Linked DNA regions of Homo sapiens: region 1 is linked to region 2. A link is an interaction called in ENCODE POLR2A ChIA-PET data of the cell type or tissue named here. Cell type or tissue: HepG2. All regions are shown on one strand. Links, peaks and the distances in the headings refer to the core of each region. The heading gives the core; the rest is flanking DNA.

The links. Peaks named below come from ENCODE experiments on the same cell type or tissue, not always from the same donor. Only the 100,000 strongest peaks of a DNase experiment are listed, where the experiment ranks them.
Region 1: POLR2A ChIA-PET joins it to region 2 with 6 read pairs; 3 of 35 experiments call an interaction of 5 or more read pairs at or near these places.

Annotation. Positions count from the first base shown.
Region 1 is chr6:107,963,540-107,966,342 of GRCh38, forward strand. No RefSeq gene overlaps it. Among named protein-coding and RNA genes, the nearest start is that of SEC63, 6.7 kb to the left of the region's middle. In HepG2, for the core only: no CTCF peak of the experiment used is centred there; a DNase peak (open chromatin) is centred at 1,602; H3K4me3 peaks cover 536 bases.
Region 2 is chr6:108,575,496-108,578,298 of GRCh38, forward strand. All of the region lies in intron 1 of FOXO3 (forkhead box O3), which reads left to right. Among named protein-coding and RNA genes, the nearest start is that of FOXO3, 16 kb to the left of the region's middle. In HepG2, for the core only: no CTCF peak of the experiment used is centred there; no DNase peak of the experiment used is centred there.

The sequences.
Region 1 (2,803 bases), core at 162-2,661, 610 kb before region 2:
GGCACCATCTTGAAAACAGAGTCCATGCCCATCACTAGACACTGAACCTGCCAGTGCCTTGGTCTTGGACTTCCCAGCCTCCAGAACTGTGAGAAATACATTTTGGTTCTTTATAAATTATTCGGTGTCCAGTATTTTGGTATAGCAGCACAGACAGACTAAGACGCCTACATATGTAAAGTGCTTTAATGAAAAAATAATGATTGACACTACACGTTATGCCATAAAATAGCACTTACTGAAATTTCCCACCCAGATCAAAATATAACTTGGGAGATTGGTCATAAATAAATAGAAGAATTCACTCTGGGAAATTTCAAAGGTATATATTTGAGTAAGAAGAAAGAAAACTCTCAGGATTAAAACAAGCTTCAGGGAAGATATCAATTATCTTGTGTCAATCATTTTGTTGAAAAACAAATACTGTGGGTCTTAAAGCTTATAAAATTAGAAGTCTCTGGCCCGGTGCGATGGCTCAGGCCTGTAATCCCAGCACTTTGGGAGGCCGAGGCGGGTGGATCACGAGGTCAGGAGATCGAGACCATCCTGGCTAACACGGTGAAACCCCTTCTCTACTAAAAATACAAAAAAAATTAGCCGGGCGTGGTGGCGGGCACCTATAGTCACAGCTACTCAGGAGGCCGAGGCAGGAGAATGGTGTGAACCTGGAACGCAGAACTTGCAGTGAGCTGAGATAGCACCACCGCAGTCTGGCCTGCACCAAAGCACGAGACTCCGTCTCAAAAAAAAAAAAAAAAAAAAAAAAAAGCCACTTCATAGTCAGAGCAGTGGCATGAGCAGTGGCATGGACTGCTTGACTGACTATACTTATGGTTATTTCTTGATTATATGCTAAACAAAGTGTGGCTTATTCAGAGTTTTTTGGGATTGGGGTGGGGAGTTCCTAGAACTGAAGGTTCCTCCCCTTTTTAGACCATATAGAGTAACGTCCTGACATTGCCATTTCATTTGTAAATGGTCATGGCACAGGTGGGAGTGTCTTAGCATGCTAATGTATTATAATTAGCATATAATGAGTAGTGAGGACAACCGTAGGTCACTTTCATTGCCATCTTGGTTTTGTTGGGTTTGGCAGGCTTCTTTACCGCTCCTGTTTTATTATAGGGGTCTTTATCACCTGTATCTTGTCGACCTATCGCATCCCATGACTAAGAATGCCTCATCTCCTAGGAATGCAGCCCAGCAGGTCTCAGCCTCATTTTACTCAGCCCCTGTTCAAGATGGAGTCGCTTTGGTTTGAATGCCTCTGACATATTGATACGTTTCTATTTGACTAAAGCTCAGTCAAGAGAATCAAACCCTTAGCTTATAATTTTAGTATGTGATAAGTGGAAGAATTTTCAGAGTAGTTTCTGACTCAGTACATTTCAAACAACGTTTCTCCTCCACAGCCTACATACTTCAGGTGCCAGGCCCCATGGGATATATTCATAATGTGAATCAAGATGTATCACACTTTCATGTTGAGACAGCCAGGTGGGAGGGGGTACCTGGCAAAACTCCAACCAGCCTGCGCTGGGAATGTGCACTGGGGTGGAGCTACAGAAGCCTGGCCCCTCCTCTTCCTGTGTGGAATCTGGGATTCTAACGGGAGGTGGGAAACGCACCAGCAGGGACTCTGGCTTTGTGGAGGATCCCTGTTCCCCCCTTTTTTTCCTTTCAACCAATAAAACCCTGCTTTACTCACCCTTCAAACGGCCTGCAAGCCTAAACTTCTGTGGCTGTGGGACAAGTACCCTGTCTTTAGCTTAAGGAAAAGTCCTGCAACAATGTTACAAAGCTAGTTCAGTTTGCCTTATGGGGAAAGGAGCATTCCTGGAAATGGCAACAACTATAAGTGAAAGTAACTGTAAACAACTTAAAGATAGCCCGGTAACTCCACAGGAATGTGTAGCTGGAGTCAGGATAGCATTCTCAGCTCTGAAGTCTAACACAAGATTAGCATAGACTTGGCCGGGTGCGGGGGCTCATGCCTGTAATCCCAACACTTTGGGAGGCCGAAGTGGGTGGATCACGAGGTCAGGGGTTCGAGAACAGCCTGGCTAATATGGTGAAACCCTGTCTCTATTAAAAATACAAAAATTAGCCGGGCGTGGTGGCGCACACCTGTAATGCCATCTACTCGGAGGGCTGAGGCAGGAGAATTGTTTGAACCCGGGAGGCAGAGGTTGCAGTGAGCCGAGATCACGCCACTGCATTCCAGCCTGGGTGACAGAGCATGAGTCCATCTAGAAAAAAAAGATTAGCACAGACTCATCAGAGTATCTGCCCTAAAGCTGTCTGATAACTAGCCAAGAAGTTTCAGCATCAACGAGCACTTCTAGTCCACCAAAAGCATATTGGTAACATTAATGTGTGAGCACATCCCTGCCAACACTGACAAATCAGATAGGGGGAGGGAAACTTTGAACTACAGATTGACTTGTTTCAGCCCTCATTTTAATTTCTGATTCACCGGACAAGCTGGCAAAAGACCATAGTGTTAAATAAATGAATAAACTTGCCCTACAGGTTAAGTTGTTGTCTTGCGTTCATGGCTAGTGAGACAATGGGCAGAACTATATGCCTACAACCTTTATGGCAACCAGTCCAGGGAGCCAACCCACAGCCTCCACAACAACTGGCCTAGAACATTAGGATGTGGTCAATGACTACCAGCTTCCCAATTTTTTGCCCCACTTCCAAATCAGGATCAACCAGCCAAACACACATAAACTAATCACATAGGATGCCTTGCTTCTAGTTAGCCTGCCTCCAATTTCCCCATGCCAACAACCTGCAA
Region 2 (2,803 bases), core at 168-2,667:
TTGATAAATCACTGAAAACAAAACAAAACTACCTAATTTAAAAGCGTTGCGATGGGTCTTCCAGAGTTTTTATCTTACACATAGCTGTTCTAGGGCTTCCCACCAACATTTATTTCCAAACCAAGGACTTGTTTATCTCATCCTTCATACTTTTGCATTTCAGTCCGAATTGGATACGGGTTTTTGTTGTCTTTGTTTTTGCAGTAGAAAAACTTCAGTTGGTAGGATGAAAAGGAGAACAAATCTTTATTCACTTTCAGTATAGTTCCATTAACAGTATTAATGTGCCATGTGTGAATATACCTGTCATGCAGACTGAGGCCCACAGACTAATAACATTTTGAGCAAGATAATTTTAAGTAAAAACTGAAGCTCTGAACTCAAACATTCTTTCAAATTTCTTTAAAATAATAATGATCACTTAGATGAGGTGCATCATTTATGTAACCCTGAAAAGCCTGGAATTGACTTACGAAAATGTCATAGGCCTGATTATTTTAAAGTTATCTTCGAGCTGATGCTGGTGTGAGCATGTTTGCTTTAGAACACATGGACTCTTAAGCTCATGATAGATAATTTCCTAGGTGAGCTAGTATACTGTTTCTTGAAATTAGTGGCCTTGATCAGCCCTTCTCTCTCCAAGCCTGTCCAATAAAGATAAGTTTACAGCCTTCTTTTTGAATAGACACATGTCCTCTGCTGAACTGAATTATCTAAATCAGTCCTATTTAGTCTCCTCCCCTTACAAGAAAGATCCTTATTTCAGACTGAAAGACTAGGTGATTTGGGCCATATTTTAGGTTTTATCATACTTACCCTTCATGTCATTTGTTAAGGTCAAGTTCAGCATTTGACTGTGGACATAATTTTTAGTAGGTGTTCCTTGGGAAGAGGCTTATTGGGAAGAGAAGTTTATTCCAATAGTCTCATAAAATCAGTGAATGCTTTGAGTTAATTTATCAGCAACCTGTGCTGAATAAGCAAGGTGCCATGTGTTAAATTAGGAAAGGTAACGTGCTGCTAGTGAAAACTGTGTCTTCTAAGTTGGCTTTAAAATAAATTGTTTACCAGATTAATGTTTCAATCAAAAATTACAATTCTCATTTTTAAGATGCAGCTTTATCCACATCTAAGTTTTCTCATCAGCCAAAAAAAAATTTAAATGGATGAATCTGTTTAGCTTATAATGCAGTGGAAATACATCTGGATTTTTATCTCTGGGCCCCCAGTGTTTGCCCTGTTGATGTGAGCAGAGATGATTTTCACCTGACATCTTTGTTGCCTGCTTGGAGAGTCCTTGCTCTTTCCATTGACTGAGTAGTTCTAGCTAGTTTCTTTTGTGTTCATTGTTCTGCCTTAAACAGGATCATAAAGCTTTCAAAAATTTTTTTTTCAGCTTGTTACCTCATGTGTCTGTGCTGGCCAAGAAGGAAGAGAAGAAAATAACTTTATCATTTGCATCACATGATTTTACAGCTTTGAAAACCCATTTGTCAGTGTGGTTACTGGGAGGATGATTGCAGCTATTGAGTGCTCTGAGAGTTACTTCTTTAATCTCTTCCCTCTTCTTTCCCCGTTTAAAAAAACAGTTAATTTTGCTGAGGGAGAAATTTTATTGTTTTTTTGGTATATGATTTCAAAGTTGAACCTTTAAATGATTTGTGAAAAGTTAAAAGTTCTTTGCCCCAAGTTCTTAGTAACTCTTCTAAAAAAAAATAGTATACCTTATTAAGAGGGTTTCCTGGCATGTTCTTTGGACTGTTACCAAGTCTTTGGCACACGAGGGTACTTCCTTGATCGTCTAGCCATTTCTGATTTTTGAACCTGAGACAGCCAACATTGAGTTGATCTCTAGATCAGCTTTACAGAATCTAACATAGTAACCTCGGTTTCACTTGTCCTGGGCACTCCTGGCTGCTGTTCCATTTTTGTCTTTTCCTTTTATATCTACTACACATTGTCTAAAGAGGGCTTATTCCCCTTCTCTTTCCTATCCACTGGTCACCTTACTCCAACATCAGTGGTTTTCAACCCTGGCTGCATTTTAGAATCACCTGGAGAGCTTTCAAAACCACCAGTGCCTAGGTACCATCCTAAGGCAGTTAGGTCAGAATCTCTAGGTATGGGGCCTGGGCATCTATGTTTTTTAAGCTTCCCACGTGGTGATAATGTATAGCCAGGATTGAGTGCCTCTATTTTAGAGACATTAGATTTTGGCTGTGGAAGTTATCAGCTATTTTAGTACTGACTTTTAGATGCATTTCAGCCCTCTCCTCCATAGGAAGCTCCACATGACAAGGAGTGCTGTAAAGTTGGGATTAAAGAGTAAGGTTGGCTTCTAAGGGCAAGAGCATTATTATCACTTAACAAACTGTGTTTAACTGGGGTCTCCTCTTCTTTAATATAAATGCATGTGATGTCTTTAGTTTCCAACTCCCACTCATTTTTCTAGTCTCTACTGGACCCTAGTTAAGTTATTTTGAAGTTTTCAGGAATTTTTAAGAAGAGATGGTGCTGTTTTAAGTCATTGCATAAGACTTGAAAACTGAGAGATATAAACTTACTGTTCTTTTGTGCAACCTAATCTGATATACCAGAAGATTCCACCATATCCTGATGTTTGAAGGTAATGGTTCTCCAAGTGGTCCCTAGCTCAGCAGCGTCAGCATCACATAGGAACTTTCAACATCACGTAGGAACATCACGCAGATTCTCAGGCTTACCCCACACAGACTAAATCAGAAACTCTTTAACAAGCCCTCCAGGTGATTCTACTGCAAGCTGAGGGTTCAGAACCACTCTT